Linked DNA regions of Homo sapiens: region 1 is linked to region 2. A link is a contact called in ENCODE Hi-C or POLR2A ChIA-PET data. All regions are on one chromosome and are shown on one strand. Each heading gives the region's core, a stretch centred on a gene start or an enhancer-like site at or near the end of the contact. The rest is flanking DNA. Distances are from core to core; before and after follow the strand shown. Region 1 overlaps RAB30 (RAB30, member RAS oncogene family). Region 2 holds the start of PICALM (phosphatidylinositol binding clathrin assembly protein).

Region 1 (4,966 bases), core at 983-3,482, 3.0 Mb after region 2:
AAAAAACCCTCAAGTGATCCGGATTTTAAAACATTTCTGAGATATCAGACAGACTATTTTGTTGAGTAAGAAGATCCTTAGTGTAACATTTAAGCCTGTCCCTTTGAAGTGACAAAATTTCTACCTTCTGAGGAGCTATAGCTGTATAACTCAAGATTCCAAATTCAATGATACAAATCTGTACTTACTGTTACTGCTGTGGAACTGTCCTTTTTTGACTATTACCTGCCACAGATTGTTTGGTCTTAGAATTCTGCATGCTTTTTGCTTTTAAAATTATGGTCAGGAAGCAAAATGGCATGTTTGCAAGTATAGTAAGTTATTTTCATTCTGTAACTTTATAATAATAATATTGGCAAACTTTTTTTTAGTTGATGACCTGCCAAGCACTGTGTTAACATGTTATATCATTTAATTTTGGCAAAAATCACATGAGAAAACTGAATCTCTGAAAACTTAAGTAGCATGCCTAAGATCGTATGACTAGCTAAGAGGCAGATCCAGGACCAGAAATCAAGACTGTCTTACTGCAGAGTCTGTGCTGTGTGATTTTTCTGCTGGACAATTTGCAATTTTATGTGGAAGATGATTCATTTTTTCACCTTATAATCTTGAAAGCTGAGTCCTTTTTTACTTGATAAGTATTTATTGAGAGCCCATCACATGTCAGGCACCTTGAGAACTATAGAGGTGGTTGAAACACATCTTTATGATTAAGGCGTTCACCTAGCAGCATTATTCACCATAGCCAAAAGATGGAAGCAACCCAAGTGCCCATTGATGGTTGAATGGATAAACAAAATGTGGTATTTACATACAGTGGAATATTACTCAGCTTTAAAAAGGAAGGAAGTTGTGACACATGCCACCACGTGGATGACCTTGAAGACCTTATGCTAAGTGAAATAAAAGCCAGTCACAAAAAAACACATTTTGTATGATTTCAATTATATGAGATATTTAGAGTAGTCAGATACAAAGAAATATAAAGTAAAATGGTGGTTACCAGGAGCTGGGGGCAGGAGAGAAGTGGGAAGCTGTTTAGTGGGTGTAGAGTTTCAGTTTTAGAAGATGAAAAAGTTCTATAGATTGGCTGCACATCAATGTGAATATACTTCATGTTATTGAACTGTATACTTAGAAATTGTTAAGATGGTAAATTTTATGTTATGTATATCTAAAAAACCAAACAGATACACCTTATGTCTTAGTCCATTTGTGCTACTATAGCAAAATATCTGAGACTGAGTAATTTGTGAACAACAGAAATTTATTTCTTACAGTTCTGGAGGCTGGAAAAGTCCAAGATCCAGGCGCCAGCAGGCTTGGTGTCTGCTGAAGGATACTCTCTGCTTTTCTACTCTTGTGCCCTTTGGATGGTGCCTTGTTCCTGCATCCTCCAAAGGATGTGTGGTCACATGGTAGAAGGCACAGAAGGACAACTCACCCCTTCAAGCCCTTTTTGTAAGGTGCTAATCCCTTCATAAGCATGGAGCGCTCATGGCCTAATTACCTCCTAAAGTTCCCACCTCTAAATACAGATGCATTGGGGATTAAATTTCAACATGAATTTTGAAAAGGACACAAACCATTCAAATCATAGCACTCCTTTACTACTTGGTAGAAAGTGATCAGTGAGACAGGAAGGACTGAGAAGTAATAAGTGTTAGAAATGGCTTCCAAGACAGGGTAGATCTGGCTGCGCAGCAGAAGATGGATAAAATTTGTGTGTCAATGAGGAAGGTGAGAAGGGCAACTCAGGGGAAGGGAACAGTGAGCAAAGTTATAGACATGCTTTAAAGTCCAGTCCTTGCAAGGAACAGATCTCCAAGTTCATGGTTCTATAATTGTGGGTGTCCCAGCCATCTTTGCTGTGGTCAGAGACCTGAAAGCAAAGTCTAAACCAGGTTCATGAAGTTGTGGTGTGCTGGACAGGTACTCATTCATGATTCATTCAGTAAACATTTACATAGTGCCAGGTGCTATGCTAGGCACTTTATGTATGGTGGCAGATTTAATAACCCTAACAACTTTGGAGCTATTAATAGCTCCAATTAACAGATGCAGATGCAGATGCAGAAATTGTGACTCAGAGAGAGGAAGTAACCTGTCCAAAATCACATGACGGGTAGGTGGCAGGAGCAAGACTTTTCCTATAGAGCCCATGCTGTGTCCACTAAGCCACACGCTTCTTCTTGCAGGTGAGTGCCAGGTGATGTCTGCTTTTGAACTACAGTCAAAATGGCACCTGGCCGCCACCACTTGCCATCTTCTTGCTGCTTCTGAGGATACCTTACATTTCTGAGGCTCAGCTTTCTTTTCGTTTTTCTTTTTTGTTTTTGAGACAAGGTCTTGTTCTGTTGCCCAGGCTGGAGTGCAGTGGCATGATCACGACTCACTGCAGCCTTAACCTCCCATGCTCAATCAGTCTGCCCACCTCAGCCTCCTGAGTAGCTGGGGCTACAGGTGCACACCCCCACATCTGGCTGATTTTTGTATTTTTTTTTTTCGTAGACACAGGGTCTCATTCTATTGCCCAGGCTGGTCTCAAACTCTTGGGCTCAAGTGATCCTTCCTCCTTGGCCTCTCCAGTAACTAGGACTACAGAGGTGTGCCACCATGCGTGGCCTCAACTTTCTTTTTTGTTGTTGTTGTTAATGTTGTTTTTCCTAGCCACCTAGATGACCAGGGACAGGCTCAGCTTTCTTGTCTGTGAAATGAAGGCCTGTATTAGACCAGGTTATTTCTAAAGTTTCTCCCAGATCTAAAAACCTAATTTATTCATTCATCAAACACAAGTTTTATATCTATTATATGCCAGATACTGTGCTCATGGGTAGTAGCAATCAAGATTTGACAGCACACTGTTTTTGACTATAAGGAGATTGTAGGCTAAAGAAAGAGACGTAAAAGAGATGATTATCATACAGTATGGTCATAATGCTGGCAGTGTACATAGAGATAACTACTGGAGCATAGAGGAGGGGCACCTGACCCTGTCTAGGATGAGAGGATGTTAAGAGGAAATGACTCCAGGAAGATAATGAAGAAGACCACAAGAACCTCATCCTTCCTGTTGTCCCTATGGTCATAAGCATGTTATTTATTTATTTATTTACAGAGTCTCCCTCTGTCTGTCACCCAGGCTGGAGTGTAGTGGAATAGTCTCAGCTCACTGCAACCTCTGCCTCCCAGGTTCAAGCGTTTCTCCTGCCTCAGCCTCCTGAGTAGCTGGGATTACAGGCATATGCTATCACTCCTGGTTACTTTTTGTATTTTTAGTAGAGACGGGGTTTCGTCATGTTGGCCATGCTGATCTCAGGCTCCTGACCTCAAGTGATCCACTCACCTTGGCCTCCCAAAGTGCTGGGATTACAGGCATGAACCATAACACTTGGCCACTTATTTATTAAAGTCATTAAAACTTTGGCAAACTTTTTATTTTAAGTCTTATGGAAAATTTAGTCATATATGACAGTTAAGTTCCCAGCAATTTGTCAAATATCTATAAGGTTTAGAATCTCTTCCAGATTAGAGAAAGATTATAAGGTTAAAAAGGGACCTGTGGGTTAGATTTTTTTTTTTTTGAAGGCATTTAGGAAGCATAGAGCAGATTAGTAAGAGACTCAAGGGTCCAGAGTTATTGGAGATGCTCACAACTAAAGTCACAGATGGTTATGCTTCAAAAAAGCAAGTGAAATTGCCAAGACACTGGGTAATATATGTGATTTTCTCAAAATTACTAAGTACCGCTGAGTTACTAAGGATTAGAATTACTAAATATACAATTTCAATACTAAGAAATTGAAGTGGAGGTTGAGGGGCAAAAGTTAGGCACTAACCATTAATTGAGCAGCTGTGCTCTGCCCTTTGCATTTATAATTTTATTTGATCCTCCCCACAATCCTGTAATGTAGGTGTTCTTATCCTGGCTTTATAAGTACAAAAACTGAGGCTCAAAGAGGTTGTGACTTGCTTAAGGTCACAGCTGGAAGGAGACTAAACAGTGGTTTAAGGCTCCTTCCTCTACTTCATGCTCCTTCAAAACACTAGAGTTTCTATTTCTGGAGGAACCACCCAGGGTGCAGGGCATAGACGCCTCCCTTCCATCTATGGAGCCCAGGGGATTCATGATAGTTAGGGGAGGCCAGCTCTTCAACTTTTCTAACACACTGAAGGACAGCTCCAGTTCCCTGTGTCTTCTCTCTGAGGTGGTAGATCACCAAGTCACAGGGAAAGTTTTTTTACTAAAACATTAATATATTAATATTGCCTTGCACCTCACTGTCTCTTTTCCCAGTCAATGTATGAGTGTTTGATCTTGGCAATTTGTCTTTTAGAAGTGGCTCATAAAAATCATCTGAGAGAATGCTGATTGAGGTCAGCTAGGTTTGTAGTGGATCCCTTCTCCCTCCCCAACAAAGGAAAACTTCAGCTCATTTGCTCCAGATTCTATCTTTGCAGTTCTGAGAGACCTTGTCAACTGGTTCTTAGAGGCCTTGAACTATAAGATTAAGACAGGATCACATGGAAGGCTCAGCACTTCTAATCTGCTGCCTCAGGCTCCTTCTTCTCTCGTGTTCCCCTGTGGGCACAGTGTCTTGTCAGGGAATGTTTTCCCAGCTGGCTTTGGAGGCAGGCCAGACATCTCTCTCAGGCCCTTTAGCCCTTGCTGTTAAGTTCCCACACATGGCTGCATGCAACATGGAAAACTAGCTTCCAACATGGGTTGATGAATTATGGCAGTGGGGAAAAGTCTCCTCTAGCCAGGCCATTTCTCTTCCCTGGTATTCCATAGTTTGGGCTATAGCGAAATGGATAGAGGATCCGAGGTCAGGAGATCAGAGCTTAAGTCTTGGCTCAAGTCACAAATCCTGGGGCTGTGAGCACTTGATCTGTTTGAGCCTGTTTTTATTGCTGAAAAGGAAGGACTGATGACAATCCCAGCTTCATGCTGCTGTTCTGA
Region 2 (4,602 bases), core at 1,067-3,566:
GCTTGATGAGGGAAATAAGACAGAAGGAGAACTCAGAATCACAGCTTTCTGAGCGGAGCTTCTGGACATGTGGTGAGGCCATTAACGGATATAGGGAACAGTATGGATTAAAGATGTAGGATGCTGGGCAAGGGCAAGAGAAGTTCAGTATTGGCCATGGTGAGTTGGCATCTGTGGAACTTCAGGTAGAGATATTTCCTGAATAGACCAAGGAAACTGACACAGAAAACTTAAGCATATAAGACAACATAGGTCAGTAATGTCTACCCTTAGAACAATTCCCCATCTTCTTTTAAATTTCTCCATATATTTCAGTTCACAACCACACATAAACCTCTTCAATGATTACTGATTATTTACATAGTTAGAAATTCTACTATGTATACTTGGAAAAAAATAAAATATTTCTAACAGCAGCTTGTTTGTTAATAGGGTAAACATGTCAACAATTATTGTCACAAAAGTGGTCTGAAAGAACCTCTTTGGTAAAAGTAATAGTGTAATACTTTCCTGTTATGTACTTAGGAATGACTGGCATTTTCCCTAAGGATAAAATATTCAGCTGTTGATAGCTAGACCATGTTAGTGTTGACCTCAGATTGGGGTTTACCAATGCAGAGGCTCAGGCCAATCAGTAACTTATACAGTGGAACCCATAGACCAGTAGCAATGATGGCTGATAACATGTCTTGAGAATTTGGTAATTCCACTGCCCAGTGGACGTGGGGCAGCAAACTGGGCACCAAACCACAGATGGATTGCAGTACACTGAAGGAATTCATTATAGTTTTGTGAAATTGGAGGCTGGCTTGACAAAGATGAAGCCTGCTGGGATTAAAAACTTGTGTGTTCTTGGCAAGAGCATGTTGCTGCAGAATTTCACCAGCCATAGTGGGGAAAAAAGAGGGGTGAGGGGGCGTGGGGAAAATGGGAGACCACAAAATTCCTGATATGATACATAAAATGTTAAATATCTATCAGCTTTGCATCCTTTGAGAGTCACCAGATTGAAGCACAGTATTTTGGATTTGGCTGGCAGATGGTGTACACAGACTTTCTGAGAATGTTAGCATTTCATTTGAAACTAGCAAGATTACATGTGACTATCATGGTAACTTAGCACTCACATATTTTTCAACTTATCCCTAACCCTGGGTTGAATGTAGAGGCTCTAATAACATATAAAAGGCTTTGTTAATGTATGGTCTGGGTCTCATTGAATAGTATTTCAGGATGTAATACTTCTTTTAAAATGTCCACAGGGCAGTGTCAACGTCTTTCCATGGAAATCTGGCTCACCCAATAAGAGAAAAGAGGCCAAAGGTAAGAAAGACTAAACCAGGGGAGATGGCAGGCAGTGATGTCTGGACTGTTTGAATGGGACTTCTCCATTTACCGCCCCTCTCACTTCCTTCTATGGTCTGGACCTTTAATCACCACAGCAGTCAGCCATGTAGGGTCAAGCTAATCGCTGTTGACATCATCCTACTACTTCCCTTTTCAAATTCCAGTGAAGCTATGTGTTTCCTGTCCTATTCCACACCCTAGAGAATGAATACCGGCCAGCTAGTATCTAAATTTAGAATGGCAGCAACGTGTCGGGTTTTCGGAGTAGAGATAAACAAAACCAGGTGACATTTCCAAGCCTCTCAAGGAAAGGGGGGAAAAAACCTTTCTGGGGTAAGTAAATAAGGAGAGCTTCAATAGTTCCATGGTAGAGAGAGGCCTGCTGGAAGGTTCAGAAAATAGGCCGTTTGGAACCTTCTCCTTTAAGCCAGGAGGGCGGCTTTGGGAGGCGTCTTGAAATACATTCTTGACTCTGCTGGGAAAGCTCGGGGAGCCAGAGGCCTAATACCCCCCACTTCAGGGGAAGCTGTGAAGGCAGCTGCACCTCCTTTGTCAAGCTGTTGGTTTCAACCACAGACACGAGGACACACTTGAGGTGGGGGGATAAGGGGAGAAGCCTGCCGCCCCGCCCCACCCCCGCCAGCACACCGCCCTCGCCATTCCTCTCCCGCCCCGCCCCGCCCGGCGTCTGTGACCCCGCGGGCCGAGCCTCAGGCGACCTGTTGGCAGGGAGAGTCACGTGATGCGCCGGCTGTGCACTCCCCTCGGGCGGGCCTCCTGTTGCGCCCGCCTGGCGAGTTCCATCACGTAACGCGCGGGCGCCGCCCAGCTCTTCCCTCGCTGAGCGAGGGAGGGCGGGCGTCGAAGAGGAAAGGGAAGGGGAAAGGGGCGGGAGAAGGGAGGAGGGGCGGTGTCCGAGTCACGTGACCCGGGGCAGCCCGGAAAGCTCCGAGGAGGAGCCTGGCGCCGCCATTTTCCTGCAGCTGCCTGTTCCTCTTACCCTGCCCGGCTCCAGCTGACCCGGGAAGGGGTGGGCTGAACTGAGGCGGGGGCAAGGGAGTGCCCGACATCTTGTCCGACTCCGCGGGTGACACGAGCCGGTTCTCTCTGGACTGGTGGCAGCGCGCGGCCCCGAACCGCGCCCCAGGCCGGCAGGCGGGGAAGGAGCCGGTGGGGGTAGGGGGTGCGGTGGGGGGTGGGGACCCTCCGGCTCTTGGGGGTCCCAGTCCCCGCCGGCTGCTGAGCGGGTGGGGTGGTGGAGGAGCTGCAGAGATGTCCGGCCAGAGCCTGACGGACCGAATCACTGCCGCCCAGCACAGTGTCACCGGCTCTGCCGTATCCAAGACAGTATGCAAGGCCACGACCCACGAGATCATGGGGCCCAAGAAAAAGCACCTGGACTGTGAGTGAAGCCGACCGCGGCCCCCGCTCCCCGGCGCCCGCGCGACCCGCGCGCGTCCTTCTCTCTCTCTCTTGTCTTTCACCCTTCTACTGCCTCTTCCCTCCCTGCGTCTTCTCTGGCACGGCCGGTCCTGTGCCCGTTGAGCTGTGTTCTTTTGCTTCCATCACACCTGCCTTCACGGCCTCCGCTCCCCGTCTCAAAATCTGACAAGCCACTCCCCTCCCTATTCCTAGGGGACCCTCGTCTCCCTGCCCGGTGCGCTACCACACCCCATCATACCCAACCAACTTGCTTCCCCACCTGGCTTCTCACCCCCTACCCGTCTCCACTGCAGCCTTCTGCTCTTCCTTCCCACCCGTCCGGTGCCGCCTCGTCGCCCTCGTCTGAGCGTCTCCAAGCCCCATTGTTTCTTCATCAGCCTCCTTCGGGTTTCAGTAAACGCCTGGTTCCTTGCATCCAGATCCTTGTTATCCCTCCGGGCTGCCTCCCTGGAAGGGATCCCCCACTTCCTTTGCTCCACTAGCTGCTTCGCCCATCCCTTCCTGGCTTTCTGTTCCACCTTCCCTCCTGCTTTTGGGTTACCTTTTCATCGCCTCTATAGTAGCTTCAGTGTAGTTTCTTCGACTCATTTTAAATACCATACCCAGTTACCCGACTTTTATTTCAGATTACCTTCTTTGTGGGAGTGAAAGTAAAAGGATTCAATTTGGTGTAGGGAAAGCTTTCTGGAAAGTTGGGATTTTTATTTGCCTCTGGTGGAATTTAATCGTTGTGTTGTCCATACTTTTGACTGGGGTGAGTTTGTGACTGTCAGCTCTGCCCCCCAGCTTTTCACATGGGGATATGGAAAAAGGCATTTTGCTGATACTCTTATCAGTTCCTGGAACTGTTAATTCTGGCGGCTTGAATTCAGAAGCTTGAGTGTTAAGCGTAGACTGTTGGAATTCCAAATGGATTAATAAATTTACTTACAAATAACATACATCCCTTAAAAAAATTGGCAAAATGATGTTTGATGATGCTTGAGTTTGGATGTTTTAATTATGCCAGTTACCTTTTGAGGAACTAGCTTTAGCTTCTCTTACACGACATAGTATTCGTCCATTCGCTAACGTAGATACAATTAGTAGAGCTAACTCCTCGTAACTTTTTTCTAACCTGGAAGTCACCTGTAATACCCTCCTTTTTCTTTGCGCTCTTTTACCCCAGGGTACAAAGCTCATTGGATCACTCAAGCCAATGGAGCTTAGACCTGAAACTTTTCAGGGAAAAATAGGGCAATAGTCACGATAAGTAAGTTCCCTTTTTAAATGACTGGACACATTAGTCTGACTGACTTTCATCATACATGAAAGTTACTTTGTTTTACTGTTTGAAGCAAGAGTGAGCATGCCCTGAAAGATAATTCACTGTCTGGAAGCCTGTTTTGATTTCTCATTTGGACTTTGGCCGTAAAGTTTGCACTTTAAAAAAAATGTACGAAATGTAGATTCTTCCAAGTTACTGTGCTCATGAATGCTGTTAGAACAAGTTTTTGCTACACAGAAGCCTATTATTCTTTGTGATTGTTCCTCCACTGTGGAAAAAAGTTTTAAATAAAAAAGCATTAGTGCTTGATTCTTTCAGATATGCATGCAGGCTGCTTTTAAACTCTCAGTCCTTGCTTGTCTTAGAGAATGGAGAATATGTTTAAATGGTGACACTCTTATGAACAGAAAACTTTTTAAAATGCATCGTAAAGCCATATGTGATTTTTTGATTATCTGATACGTGTAGTAGACGTTTCTGCTATTTACGGCTCTTCAAATACTACTTGGTTTGCCCTACCAAATCTTACAGTTTGTCCTGACACT

Evidence for each region. A loop is a pair of places that touch in the nucleus more often than their neighbours do. ChIA-PET counts read pairs that join two places held with the same protein, here RNA polymerase II (POLR2A). Pooled maps may share reads with other maps.
Region 1: a pooled map shows a loop between it and region 2 (2.8-fold over the local background). The contact joins the enhancer-like site here to the promoter of PICALM in region 2. A Hi-C loop is called at or near these places in 1 of 168 maps with a recorded cell type or tissue (GM12878), 3 of 37 single-sample maps with no recorded cell type and 5 of 50 pooled maps. POLR2A ChIA-PET finds 5 or more read pairs at or near these places in 1 of 52 experiments (OCI-LY7).

What each region holds. Positions count from the first base shown.
Region 1 is chr11:83,052,242-83,057,207 of GRCh38, reverse strand. All of the region lies in intron 1 of RAB30 (RAB30, member RAS oncogene family), which reads left to right. Among named protein-coding and RNA genes, the nearest start is that of SNORA70E, 13 kb to the right of the region's middle. RefSeq lists an enhancer at 2,172-2,331. Within about 2 kb of position 2,232, at least 4 of the 41 ENCODE cell types and tissues checked have a DNase peak (open chromatin) inside an H3K27ac peak, as active enhancers do; they include OCI-LY7, where a contact is called at or near this core.
Region 2 is chr11:86,066,798-86,071,399 of GRCh38, reverse strand. It overlaps PICALM (phosphatidylinositol binding clathrin assembly protein), which reads left to right and starts at 2,316. Exons shown (of 20, transcript NM_007166.4): 1 at 2,316-2,749. The coding sequence starts at 2,620. LOC124902731 (a long non-coding RNA gene) reads right to left here and starts at 1,476. Exons shown (of 2, transcript XR_007062823.1): 1 at 1-1,476. RefSeq lists silencers at 1,802-2,071, 2,222-2,391, 2,532-2,581, 2,652-2,701 and enhancers at 1,327-2,526, 2,266-2,967, 2,968-3,670.